Regions from separate parts of the Homo sapiens genome. Here region 2 is linked to region 1. Evidence: chromatin contacts called from ENCODE Hi-C data. All regions are on one chromosome and are shown on one strand. Each heading gives the region's core, a stretch centred on a gene start or an enhancer-like site at or near the end of the contact. The rest is flanking DNA. Distances are from core to core; before and after follow the strand shown. Region 1 overlaps UTRN (utrophin). Region 2 overlaps UTRN (utrophin).

Region 1 (7,112 bases), core at 4,548-7,047:
CAGATGTAGGTGATGAGCGGCCTGGCAGCCACCACGTTTCATTGGAAAAAGTGCAGATTGGATTTGCCAGGGCATGTAGCTCTCCAGGCTTGCAAGCGATTACCAGGTAAGTTTGTCAACTTGCACGACTCCCAGCCAGTGAGGTTTTCTTAAGAAACGTCTATGAAGACAGGGTTCTTTCATTCAGTTTTGTTAAGTAACAAAGCTTAGGACCAGGCTGGTGACGGGAACAGACAGCCTGTCTTTCCTGCTGCCACGTCTGTTGTGGACCCTCAAGAGTAGAGACCAACGCTGTCTGCTTCACACTTCTCTTCAGGAAGTGATAATTCACCAGAGTTATTAGTTTCTTTGGAAGAAGCCTTCCAGGATCCCTATATTTGTGGTAGCAAATATGCTTCACTTTACCTCCCTGTATTTTCAAAATAGCTTACTCTGTGCTGTTTACTGCCATCTAGAGAAGAAGCCTCCTTTGTGGTGTTGAGTATTGGTAGACCTCATCCCATATTGTATTTGATTTACTCTGTTGGCTAAAAAGGCATTTTACTTCTTGAAATATTTAGTTTTGACCTGAGAAAGGGGAGAATAAAACGTTTGTACTTTGGGGGACAGTATGAGTGCTGGGGTTTCTGTTTCAGTGCAGGCTTGTCTATGAGACATGCATATGCATAACTTCATGCAGGGAAAGTGTCGTGCACTTTTCTCTCGCTGAAGTTTACTTCCGGGGTGACTTAGTTTTTCTGATCAGTTTAGATGTTCATATCTTGTTTAATGTATACATGTGTGTACTGGTTGTATGAGCTTTTGGAGGGGAAAAACCCCAAGTGATGTGTTTTATTCGATCATACATATCATGCATGAATGTTGTCACTATGAAAAAACTTTGAGACTGGTTGGTTTTCTTTTTCAATGTTTTCCTTTCTTGTGGAATTACTCTTTCCCTCTTAATGTTTTCCTTCTTAGCTTCAGTGAATGAGGTGGTAAGGGGTTGTAGCGTTGTCTCTGCAGAGCAAATTCAAACCAAAATGATTGGAGCAGCCCATATTTTCTTAGTGAATTGGGTTTCTTGAACAAGTGGCATAGGAGACTGGTGTGCTACAATTCTCATCATTAACTGTTACTTCTTTCTTAAATAACCATGTGATCCCAACACAACATCAAAATACCTCTCAGGGACCTGAATTAAAACTCCACGCGGGCCAGGCACAATGGCTCATACCTGTAATCCAAGCACTTTGGGAGGCTGCGGCATGAGGATCACTTGAGGCCTGGAGTTCGAGACCACTCTGGGCAACACAGGGAGATTCCATCTCTACAAAAAATTTAAAAATCAGCCAGGCATGGTGGCATGTGCCTGTGGTCCCAGCTACTTAGGAGACTGAGGTGGGAGGATAGCTTGAACCTAGGAGTTTGAGACTAGTGAGCCACGATCATGCCGCTGCATTCCAGTTTGGACAACAGAGGGATACCTTGTCTCAAAAACCTGCATAGGGGCAGCAATTGCAGGCTTGTGGCCTTTCGAAGATTTCCTTTGATTGTCACTAAATCCTCTCTCTTTCCCCACCATTAAGAGTCTCTGTGGTCAGCTAGTCTTCATCAAAGGGTCTTGCTACAAAGGGTCTAGGGTAACCTTAATGATTGAAATCAGAAGACAGCTAGAAGAAAAGTACAAACAAACCTTTAAATAATAAGCAGGCTTTGGCCGGGGGCGGTGGCTCACGCCTGTAATCCCAGCACTTTAGGAGGCCAAGGCAGGCGGATCACCTGAGGTCAGGAGTTCTAGACCAGCCTGGCCAACATGGTAAAACCTTGTCTCTACTAAAAATACAAAAATTAGTCGGGCGTGGTGGCACGTGCCTGTAATCCCAGCTACTTGGGAGGCTGAGGCAGGAGAATCACTTGAACCTGGGAGGTGGAGGTTGCAGTGAGCCAAGATCACACCATTGCACTCCAGCCTGGGTGAAAGAGCAAAACTCTGTCTCAAAAAAAAAAAAAATAAAATAAAAAAGCAGGCTTTTAAATGAGTAGCTACAGTGTTAAATATATTTAAATGCTGTGCTGGTTGAGTTCTGGTTCATTTAGATAACATTCTTTCCTGCCCTATGACCAATCAAAAGGCTTTAGGAAAATAGCATTTTTAAAATTAAAATGTATTTCAGTGCATGTTATTTTAATAAAAATAGAAAACCAATGTGTACATGATTTCCAATTTCACAAGGGCCTAGATTCTCCTCTCATCAGTTGCTATTGAACTGATTTTTTTGTGTGTGTCCATAGTGTAGGCTCTTTAGTCATCTTGTTAGAAATAAGGACATTAAATTTAATGTTAAAAATAATATTTTCAGCCAGGCACAATGGCTCATGCTTGTAATCCCAGCACTTTGGGAGCCCGAGGCGGGCAGATCACCTGAGGTCAGGAGTTCAGGCCAGGAGCCTGGCCAATGTGGTGAAACATCGTCTCTACTAAAAATACAAAAATTAGCTGGGTGTGGTGGTGGGTGCCTGAAATCCCAGCTACTTGGGAGGCTGAGGCAAGAGAATCGCTTGAACCCGGGAGGCGGGGGTTGCAGTGAGCTGAGATTGCGCCACTGCACTTCAGCCCGGGCATCAGGGCGAGACTCTGTTTAAAAAAAAAATAGATCTCTATCTCTATCACTATCTCTCTGTCTATCTATGTATCATCTATCTATCTATCTATCTATCTATCTATCATCTATCTATCTATCGATCTCTATCTTTATCCAGCTGTATCATCATTTTCACTAGATGCTAACAATAATATAACTGAGATAAACCAAAGTTTCAAAACAAGCTTGAAAATGTGAAATGAATAATTTGGAGGCGGGACTGGCCATTTAGGCATCTATGAAGGCCCAGATGACTCATGTCTGGAAATTGCCACTGCTCAGGAAACCACTCCTGGGAGCCCTGCTCGTTTTGCCATCCTTCCTGCTTTCTTGCCTGCTGACAGGACTCTATGTCAGCTGTTTCCTTTTTAGATGGAAGGGTTAAAAGATTCACTACTTGGGTCCCCCATTAGAATCACCAACATGCTTGTGCCCCACAGTCAGAGATCGTGACTTGATTGGACTGAGGCCCTGCTCTGTAGCTTGTCAAAAGCCAGCCAAGGGTGTCCAATGTGGAGGGTACAGGGGAATGTATTCGTCCCCCACTAGACTGAAAGCTCCATGGGAGGGAGTAGAGGCAGCTTTGTTACTGCTGCCTCCTAGCACCTGAATGTGTGCCTGATGTGCAGAAGAGGCTCAGTAGCTGCTTGTGGAATGAATGAATGAATTAGTTCCTTTGAGTAACAGGAAGTTGGAAGAAGATTGGACAGAGGCTTAGTTATGGTCTTTGCTGATGTAGGAGAGTGTGCTATGTTAGGCTGAACAGTGGCTGTCATCTTGGAAGACACTCCAGGAAAAGGTCACAGGGGAACAGGTGGCTGATCTGGGGGAATGCTGAACAGACCTCTCAGAAGAGACAAGGCTCCAGGGCAGTGGTGTCCTTATGAGGCAAGGCAGGTTGAGAACTTTGGGAAAGAGAATTTCATCAGGGGCTGAGTGTGTGTGTGTGAATGTGGATGTGAGGCCAGATGGGGACACTCCTGGGAGAATCTCCTGAACTGTGGCTTATTCTTTGTTTTTTTTTTTTGTTTTTTTTTTTGAGACTAAGTCTCGCTGTGTTGCCCAGCCTGGAGTGCAGTGACACAGTCTTAGCTCACTGTAGCCTTGACCTCCCAGGCTCAAGTGATCCTCCCACCTCAGTCTCCTGAGTAGCTGGGACTATAGGTATGTGCTCCCATACCTGGCTAATTTTTAATAGTTTTTCTGTAGAGATGGGATCTCACTATGTTGCCCAGGCTGGTCTTGAACTCCTGAGCTCGAGTGATCCTCCCTCTTGGCCTCCCAAAATGCTGGGATTACAGGCCTGAGCCACCATGCCCAGCCGTGACTCACTCTTAAAGGAGCTCAAGTCTTTTGTGTTGGAACTCCAGGAGGTTGACGACCACACTCATCTATTCAGTCAGCATTTGCTAGGTACCTAGCACACGCCCAGCTCTGGGGAGGTATGGGGATATAAAAATGAAGGTGATTTGATTCTTCCCCCGTGGAGGTTAGGACCTGGAAAGGATGGTGTGTGAAGTGAATGCTAGGTTTGCTGGTGGCTGAAAGGAAGGAACGTTGTCATCTTTGTCATATGTTAGGGATTGCCAGACCCACCAGTTGACTATATCCAAATAAAGGAACACAGAATTTGGAGTGATCACAGGGCAGTGAGATTTGTCTGGGAAGATATCTTAGGACTCGTGAATTTTTTGCAGATCTTAATAATTATAGAGAAAATGAGTAGGTGGTTAGGAAGACCAGGTAACTATAACTTACAGAGGTGAGAGAATGAGAATTGTTAAGTTGGGAGAAAAAGAGTAGAAAGAGCGACATGTGAAAGAAAAGAATCGGCCGGTGCGGTGGCTCATGCCTGTAATCCCAGCACTTTGGGAGGCCGAGGCGGGCAGATCACCTGAAGTCGGGAGTTCAAGACCAGCCTGACCAACATGGAGAAACCCTGTCTCTATTAAAAATACAAAATGAGCCGGGCCTAGTGGCGCATGCCTGTAAACCCAGCTACTAGGGAGGCTGAGGCAGGAGAATTGCTTGAACCTAGGAGGCAGAGGTTGTGGTGAGCAGAGGTTGCGCCATTGCACTCTAGCCTGGGCAACAAGAGCGAAACTCCATCTCAAAAAAAAACAAAAACAAAAGAAAAGAATCTTGGGTGGAGAAAATGAGAAATGGGATTAACATGGTACTGAGCAGTTCTTTTTTTTTTGTTTTGAGACGGAGTCTCGCTCTGTCGCCCAGGCTGGAGCGCGTGATGGGATCTCGGCTCACTGCAAGCTCCTCCTCCCGGGTTCACGCCATTCTCCTGCCTCAGCCTTCCGAGTAGCTGGGACTACAGGCGCCCGCCATCACGCCCGGCTAATTTTTTGTATTTTTAGTAGAGACGGGGTTTCCCCGTGTTAGCCAGGATGGTCTGGATCTCCTGACCTCGTGATCCGCCCGCCTCAGCCTCCCAAAGTGCTGGGATTACAGGCATGAGCCACGGCGCCTGGCCCTGAGCAGTTCTTTAAGGGATGAGACTTGGCCCTCAAGATCTGGGTTTCCATTACCCCTGCCATCGTCAGGGTAAGTCACTGAACCTCTGAGAAGGGGACTCCCAACCAGGAGGATCACAGGATCTCCCAACCAGGGAGGATGCCCCGGGAGAGTGTGGTCAGGATTCATGATGTTACACATTTTAAAGTTCTTTGCAAGCTATAGTAATAGTTCCAGGTAAATAAATGGAATAATAAATTCTGTAAAAATTATAAAAACCTAGTCTGTTGATAATGGGCTCTTTTAGGTAGAGTCTAGGGTAGGAAATCAAACATTATATTCATCATGGTACTTGAAATATATTTAAGCTGAAGCTGTGCACTCCATCATGTTTTTGATATATTTTTCCTTGGCATTACTTGAAAGGCATGCTCATGAAACTGGATTTGGATCTGTTTCATGTTTTCACTTGCGTTCTCTGACCCCTACTTAGAGGGCACCAGGTGCTTCCTATTCTAACCGTTTGCAAATTCAAGACTTGGTTGGAGGGCCATTCAGGGGACTGGTGTGGGGTTAGATAGGATCTGGACACAGCGACTCCCTCGCTCCTGCTCCAGTATTTTGACCTTAATTTGAACAGTTCAATGAACTGGCAACTGAAGTCGTTTTTTCCCACTGAACTAGACCTTTCATTGTTTTGCAGAGGAAGATGACTCATAGCCAGGTTCTACCATTGTGCTAAAGTGAAATTTTAGTCTAGGACTAAAGGAACACAGGCCAAACTTTCTGTCTGAGCTGCAGAGTATTGAAACTTAGATTGTGAGCTGGGCAGGAATTCCTGTGGCCCTCTGTGTGGAGTTGCTCTCAAGGAAAAGGAGCATTTAAATACGTTTTTGACTCCAAATTTAATTTTTAGTAATATAGTTCAAATGTCCTTTAAAATATCTTAAGTAATCAGACTGTTTTCTAAAAAAAAAAAAAATGTAATGCAAAATGAAAATTCTACAAAGTAGAAAACTGTCATTTCCTTCCTCTCTCCAAAACCATTGTTAATAGTTTCGTTTCTTCTGCTACCCTTGTTTTCTATGAATGTAAAAATGTATGCCTCTATGGGTGAGCATGGCTTTTCTTTTTTGAACCAAAATTGAAACCATCCTGATTTAGTGGCATCCCACTTAAAACATTATTAAAAACTACCTGTGTACATGTATCTTCGCTTACTTGGGCAATTGCTGGGGCAAATATGCTTTTACTGTTAAATCGTCATCTACAACAGATGACATGTAGAGAGATGAAATGTAGTCTATAGTTGTTTGAACTTGCATTTCTTTTTTTGTGGAACTGAACTTCTCTGCATATGTTTATTGGCTCTTTGGACAAATTCGTCAGTGATTTGGCTTTTCATGCATTGCTCATTTTCTTTTGTTGCTTGGATCCCTGACTTTTATACTCTTAATGATTCCAAGGGAAATTCCTACAAAATGGCAGATTTGGGAGGACTTATTTGAATTTCTTTTGAGTTCTAAAATGGTTAACTGCTACCTTAAAAGATAGATATTATTTTCAGATATCTAGGACAGAGGTTTGAGTCTTTGGACTTAGATTCTATAGTATTTTCTTTCTTTTTTTGGCTGATATGGAAGACGTCATCATCCCAAACTGTGCTGAGACTAGTAGTTATTTAGATACACTATTTTATTACATTTTCGTATACTGATAAATTATTTCCATATGGATGGTAAGTCCCAGATTTATTTATGAAAAAAACCATTTTTTATATATTTTATGGAACATGGAGTTAGCAGAAAGATGCTGTGGAGTTAGGCTTAAAATTAAGCCCTAACTATTCTGCCTCCTGTTTTGGGGCTGTTGTCAGTCTTTAAAGGTACATCTTTGTAAAATTTTTTGAACATAACTTGACAGATTGCAAGAAGGATTATAATAAATGGTGTCTGTTTGTGTTAGAGTATTTCAAGTCAGTACAGGAAAAAATACATTTAGATGCTAAGTGAAGATAAGACA
Region 2 (7,418 bases), core at 2,078-4,577, 410 kb after region 1:
AAACATTCATTCTGTCGCTTACCAGACCTGTGAATTTCTGAAGGTTGATTTCTTTGTCTTAAAATACCGTATTACCTATTTCCTCTGATTGTTTTGAGAACTCAATGACAAGGCATATCGAATTACACAAAGCACCTAGCACAGTTCTTGACACAAATGCTTTCAATAAATATTAATTCCTTTCCTTTCATTTCCTTTAGCAAATATATGTAAGAAAGCAATTTGTTTCATTTAATTCAATTTAAGTAAACTTTAAAACTTAGGGCAAAGCTTATTTCTCAATTATGACAGTTTTTTTGCAACTATAACCATAGAAACAGCTAAAAAGTACTATATCTTCTAACTAAATTGATTACATTTATATTTCCTCTTAATGTTTTTGTCACTCTTGATAAACTGCCTTACCTCAGTTAAAGGTTGGGCTTTTCTTTTACAATTTCAAGAATCTTAATCAGTCATTTTCTGCCCCTTCCTGCCCTACACCTCTCTACCTCTCACCCTCCTCACTGCCCCCACCCCTACCTCAACTCCATACAGTTTTTCTGTTTCACAAACCTTAGACCTTAGGTAGTTAATCTTTGGTATACGCCTTCCTGGAATATACTGTGTACCTAGATGCCAGGACACATTTTTAAAGTCCAGATACCATCAATGTTGATGAAGTAAATAGGTTTGCTGTATACTTATTAGATTATTAAGTATTCCAGATTTCTAAAGCTCAGTTTTTCAAAATGTAAAGCTATGTACCAAGACCAAATGAAAGAGGAATTTACAAAATAATTGAGACTGTCTTTACAGTTCTAACTATCAGTTATCTTTAATATTGATGAAATGCTATACTTTCACCTAGCAATCACTCTCATAGTGGAAATCAAGCACATATTCTTTTGGAAGTGAAATATTGTGAAATTTATACACATTTTTGTAAAAGTCAAATACATGGCCTTGTATTATCTAACACTGAGAATCCAAGGAGGTAGAAGTTATTCAAATCAAAACAATTATTAAAATGAGTGGGGAAGTGTAAACAAAGTCCCAATTAATACATTTAATAATTGTTATCCTTTGCTGCTTGGAATCTTTGGCTTTATTATATTTCTTGGACTTCAGCCATGGTTATAAAAGAAGCCTGTTTAGTTAGGCACAAAATAAAAACTGACCTATTAGCCTGGTGCCAACACTGAAATGAGGTTGGCTCTAATGAGAAATGTAACATACCTACTTCCTCATTTTCATCCCTGTTTATACTTTGGTGGGCATAGATTGAGAACAGAGTGCTTGCCTTTTATAAAGAGAGGAGGAATTGTTGAGTAGAAGAATTGCTCAGCTAGTGTTCAGAAATTGAGATCACATCTGAGCTCGACCGTTTATTTACTGGCTGTCACTCTTTGGGCAAGTTATTTTATCTCTACACATTTAGTTCCTCATCTATCAAATGGAACTTTAACGTGTATCTTGCTGGCTTCCTTACCGAAAACATATATTTGAAAATGCTTGGCAAAGTTTAGAATGCTGAATAGTTGTAAGATATTAATGTGACATGAAATTGAGAAAAAAAGTATTGGTGACAACTGGCTACGTGAGGATCTGATGATATTTGCAAAGTATGAAAATTCCAAGTATTATTTGAATTTTTATATTTGTTCATTTAGCAAAATTCTTTTATGGCACTAAATTCACATGTACTATTCTTCTTAAATAAGTCTTAAAATAATTGGTTAATGTAGGAATAATATATTTTTTATAAGTAAGAAGTAACTAGAATTGTAAAAAAAAAAAAAAAAAAAGTACCTCAATTTAAAAACCCCATAAAATCTCAGTCATAGTAAGGTCTAGTGCAAAAGTAGGAGACTGGGCTCTCTGTATGTTTCAGATGAAAGTAAGAAATTGGGATTTTTCTGCCTAGACGATTGCCTTGGTTCTTCACAACTTTTTGCCTATTTTTAAATTCCTTCTTTTTAAATGTTATAGAATTGAATTTACTTAAATGCCATCTGTACTCAATAGCTACTCCTGTGACTACGATGCAAAGTAAACAATGTTATTAGTCATCTGGAAAATTCGGTCTTGAAAAATCTAATTTTTAATCTGGATATACCAGGTAAAATTAATTTTGGTTTTAGCTTTATCAAAAATATATATGGAGTACAGTTTCCAGATGGCACTAAGGTTTAAACTGTAGTATTTATAAGCAACACCATTTGAAAGTTTAAAAGTATTTTTATCAACAGGTTAGATTAGTTGGCATTAGACCTTGAACCTGTATTGTTTCTTGTTTTACTTCAAATGAATCCTTAAAGCCATTTTTTGTTTGGCCCAGTGGATCTCATAATTATAGGAATCCAGCTCAGAAACCAGAGCAGTTCATTGAATTTGCTATAAAATGTTCAGTTGTTTTGCATTAAGGTGTAAGGCTTTTTGGTTTCCAACGTTTCCAATAATCTCCCTTTGTTTCCTCAGCGTCAGTCCAGCTGCCGTGGCAAAGATCCATTTCACATAATAAAGTGCCCTATTACATCAAGTAAGTTGATTTTAATTCTCCTTTATGATACCAAGAAAATCATGTTTTATTGATAACTTAAGAGGCTTCTCTCCCCATAACTTTTAAAAATAGAATTCAGTCCTATTATCTGAAAGAAACTGTGATATAGTTAATATTAAAAAGAAACTACTTTTAACATGAGAATTATATTTTTCATGTATCAGATTAGGGATATAGGTGTGTTTAGCTGATATATTTTAAAGTAGAGATTTAAATATTTGGAGACAGACAATAAGCTATGATGGCCATACTGTATTCCAGCCTGGACAACAAAGCAAGATCCAGTCTCTAAAAAGTAAAAAAAAAAAAAATTGGAGAAAAATGACAGAATTTCAAAATACTCTTGACATAATGATATTTGTCAAATTGTACAAATTCTAAACCATTTTTCTTCCTCTAAGAAAATCCATATAAAAATGTCTTATACTCTTGTCATTTTATTCCACCAATAAGAAATAATGATTTATCATGAAAAAGTGAAATATTGTCAAGTTTTTCTTTGTCTTATAGAAGTTATCTGCATTATTAGCATAGGCTCATCATTCTTTGATTCTGTTGTCCAGTTAGTTTCTCCTTCTTGCATACTGTTTCTTCTTCTTATATGACATTTTATAAGTTTTGTATAATTTACACAGGCTCTTAGTAGGCGTTGATCCTTGGCTTAGGGCTATATATTGTCATGGAACAGAATGATAAAATTCTACTTCTATAGTCCCTTGGAGTGTAACTTAGTAAAGATATTAATTTACAACGTGCTCTAGTGATGAGTCATAGTTGACCCTATTTTATGTGTCAGACGAACAGCATCATAATCATGACAACACTTACTTATTGTCAGGAGACAGCTCTGTCTCAGGTTAGCTGTGTGACCTCAGGTAAGTCAGATGAAGATCTCTGGGCCAAGTTTCCTTTTTATCATTTCTAACATGGGGTGTGGTATCTCCAAAATCTATACAAATGCTAATAATCTGCTCTTCCAGTATACTTCCTGAAAACGTTGTGTGAAGTCCATGTTGGTGAAATAGTCTTTTCTTATAATTTTTTATTACAGTCTGAGATGTAAGCTCAGGGTAAAAAACAGGTTTGCATAATATATAATAAATATAATAAGCAATATACGTTACATTAGCTTATGGGAGTTTAATATTTTTATCAGTGTATAACCTACAATGCACTGAGTTGTGAACTGAGTTGAGAACAAGGTATTAAAGCAATTGATTGGTGTCAAATTTGCCCAAGTAAGAATGGAAAGAGGTCAGACGCTGGTTAAGTTGGCATGTCTCTAGTGAAAGAAGATGTGATTATCTAACTGAAAATGTTTAAAACTGTTTACATTTTTATTGTACACTATAACAATAATAATAGTAATAGTATTAGAGAACTTTAATTTGCTTGGTTGAATATTGACTTGAATTTAATCTTACAAATTTAGATATAAATCTGATGTACTGTGGTAGGCAAAATAATAACTGCTCCCAACCCCTGAAAGATGCTCACATCATAATCCCTGGAACCTGTGAAAATGTTAGGTTACAAAGCAAGGGAGAATTAAGGTCGTAAATGGAATTAAGGTTGCAAATCAACTGACCTTTAATTAGGGAGATTATTCTGGATTATCCTGATGGGCTTAATGTAATCCCAGGGGCCTTTAAAAGTGGCAGGGGAGGCAGAGATTTGAGAATGCTAGCTACTAGCTTGGAAGGTAAAGGAAGCAGACATGATCCTTAAATGCAGGCAGCTTCTAGAAGCTGGAAAAGGCAAAGAAATGGGATTCTCTCTTAGAACCTCCAGAGAAGGAATTCAGCCCTGCCAACTTTGATTTTATCCCAGGGAGACATTTTTGTAACAGCAATAGAAAATTAATGCATGTACTATAAAAAAATCAAGAAGTTCACGCAAATTAATTGAAATTAATTAATTTATTGAATTGACTTAGAGTCTTTTATCATCTGATTTTTTTAAAAATGCAAACTGGATCTAGTTTTTGGGTTTTACTAAATAAAAAAAATTAAATATCTTGCTTTATGTTTATATCATGATTATCTGTGTGGTTTGGGACTTTTAAAGTCCATCCTTAATTTTAGCTCTTTTTTAAAAATGAATTTCTATATGTTTAGGTTAATTATATATGACTGAGAATTGTCTAAATCAGAATTTCTCTAATTCAAAATGTTTATAATTTTGGAAGGATCTGGTAGGATTGTATTCTTGTTCTTGTGGGGCAGAGTTCTTATGGGGCAGATTGGTAGAATAAAAGTTAGTTTTACCTGGCTTCCCATTGGCTAGAGCACTATTACCAGCACTGGAAAATAGATATAATATAATGATGGCCACTATTTTAAATAATAACGTTTAGGACTGTAGCATTTAAAAAAATCTTCTCCATCACCAGTAAAAGATCAGATTGTTTAAAATATATGTAGTTTTAGTGTTAAATGTCTTTTAAGTCTTCCAAATTTTTAGAAATGTGCTCATTTGTATATAGCAAATTCCCATTTTCACAAAACTTGTTTAACCAGGATCTTTCATTGTGTAATTTAACAGTTTATTTCCTCATGAAGAAGGAACATCAAATTCTGAAGGTAGAGTTATAAAAGCCAGTATTTATGTGTGAAGAATTGTTATGAAAACAAAATTTAATTCCCAAATTAATAACCAAGCAAATGGAGAATGAAAAAGCTTTTAATATACACTTCCCTTTGCGTGGCTTCAAAAGTAGAAGAAAAATGTTTAAAACAAATTTTGCATGATTGCCATGCAATGAGAATTTCCTGGAGCAAATTAGAATGTATATGGCTAACAAAAAATAATATTCAGGTAGAAATATTCAACGTTTTTGGTGTTTAAGTATATCATCTTTGTATTCACTGTTAGAATATGGCCAGAAAGTTGAAAGGAGACTAGGAAGGGCAAATTATTTTTATGTCATATTTTAATTTTATAGATCACTTAAAGCCCACTTTGATGGCTTCCCACTGCATTTCTGTCTCTCTAGGTAATTCCTTATTAATATTTTGAAGTGCACTGCGGTGGCTCCATGGCTCATGTGTTTGTAGAAAATGAAAGAATATAAATCTGAACTGAAAGAGTCTATATAGTATAAACCCCTCTATTTGTTGATATCTTAAGTTAAAACTAGTCTATATAGTATAAATCCCTCTATTTGTTAATATCTTAAGTTAAAACTAGTCTATATAGCATAAACCTCTCTATTTGTTAATATCTTAAGTTAAAATTAACATTTGAAAATTTTATTTGCTTCCTCTAAGGTAGACTTTCTGAAACTGATCTAGTTATTTCTTTTTTCCTAGTATAGTGCAATGAGAGCTCATTGTATTCAGGGTTTAAGAACATTTAAAATGGGGCCGGGTGCAGTGGCTCATGCTTATAATCCTAATGCTTGGGAGGCTGAGGCGGGTGGATTGCTTGCCCCCAGGAGTTCAAGACCAGCCTGAGCAACATGACAAAACCCCATCTCTACAAAAAATTAGCTGGGCATGGTAACATGCGCCTATAGTCCCAGCAGTCAGGAGGCTGAGGTGGGAGGATCACTTGAGCCCGGGAGGTCAAGACTGCAGTGAGCCATGATCACACCACTGCACTACAGTCTGGGCAACAGAGTGAAACTCTGTCTCCTTAAAAAATAATAATAATAATAATAAATAAAGAGAGAGAGAAAAAGAAAATTTAAAATGGTTCTTGCTGCCTTCACAATATACAAAAATCTGCCATAAAAGCCAGATATCTCTCATTGTAAATTTTTGGTTATGTATTTTGCACAAGTTGTTCATTTCCTCAGATAAAAGTCAACTTCCAGGGAATATGAGGAATAAGAGGAATGAAAGCTTTGGGTTCGGTTGAACTTTCTTAATGCATCACATTAACCATGTAAAATTCACCATTTCTCAGTTTGCCACAGAAATAATAATAACATATAATAATGATAAATAGTTGCTGTGGGAAGTAATAATGATCATTGTAATAAATTACATTTTTGAACAGTCATTTATTTGCCAGGTGTTGTGCTGAATCTTGTGCATAGATGATCTCTTTTAATTCTCTCATTAGCCAAGTGAAGTATAGGTACTATAATTACCCCCATTTACACATAAGTCTTAATGAATTATCAATAACTGCATTAAAAGTAATTAATAAGCACGCTTACAGCTTGCTTGAGATTACACAGCTGGTAAATAGAAGAGCTAGTGTTCAAACCCAGGGATTGTCTACAGCTCCTGAACTCCTGATCACTATGCGGTGCTGTGTCCTGGCCCCAATATTAGTTGAGTCAGAGGACGGAAGTTTTTAGTCCCATGGAAACTTTGAATAGGATGAAGGATTATATTTAGGAAGGAGGATAGTAGTGGAGAAAGTATGAGCAAACATCCTTTCTTTCATACCATAGACGGTTACCATTTACTATGCACCTCCTGTGTGCCAGCAACTGAGTCCAGCTGTCCAAGGACAAAGCCCATGCTTTTTCCAGTACTCCACACTGCCGTTGTATAGGCTTTTCCATAGGCTAATTTCTACAGGAGGATCTATTTTCTAGATGTTTAAAGCAGTTTCACACTGTGGTCTGGTAATGGACAAAGGTGCTTTTTCATAGATAGGAAGATGTCATTCCCACAGTGCTTGCCAGTTGGACCTTGAGAGGAACTCTGAGGTGGGGAAACACACTCTTTGGCCTTCCTCTATCTTTCCCCATTCACATGATCTGAAGATTTCTGTCAACTGGTAGATTTAAGTATCTGCGAGTAAGATGGCCAACAAAGCTGGCTTATAAGTCCTAAGGGACTTGAAACACAGATGGTTCTCTATACATCCGGCCTGTTGGTAAGTCACAGTATTTAATAGAATTTAATAAGATGTAGTT

Evidence for each region. Hi-C counts contacts between places; a loop is a spot of excess contacts on that map. Pooled maps may share reads with other maps.
Region 2: a map with no recorded cell type shows a loop between it and region 1 (2.1-fold over the local background). The contact joins two enhancer-like sites. A Hi-C loop is called at or near these places in 2 of 37 single-sample maps with no recorded cell type and 3 of 50 pooled maps.

The regions. Positions count from the first base shown.
Region 1 is chr6:144,344,199-144,351,310 of GRCh38, forward strand. All of the region lies in intron 2 of UTRN (utrophin), which reads left to right. Among named protein-coding and RNA genes, the nearest start is that of SNORA98, 58 kb to the right of the region's middle. RefSeq lists enhancers at 836-1,336, 1,337-1,837, 4,981-5,090. Within about 2 kb of position 5,798, at least 16 of the 41 ENCODE cell types and tissues checked have a DNase peak (open chromatin) inside an H3K27ac peak, as active enhancers do.
Region 2 is chr6:144,755,469-144,762,886 of GRCh38, forward strand. It overlaps UTRN (utrophin), which reads left to right. Exons shown (of 75, transcript NM_007124.3): 58 at 2,461-2,521. Among named protein-coding and RNA genes, the nearest start is that of SNORA98, 350 kb to the left of the region's middle. Within about 2 kb of position 3,328, at least 2 of the 41 ENCODE cell types and tissues checked have a DNase peak (open chromatin) inside an H3K27ac peak, as active enhancers do.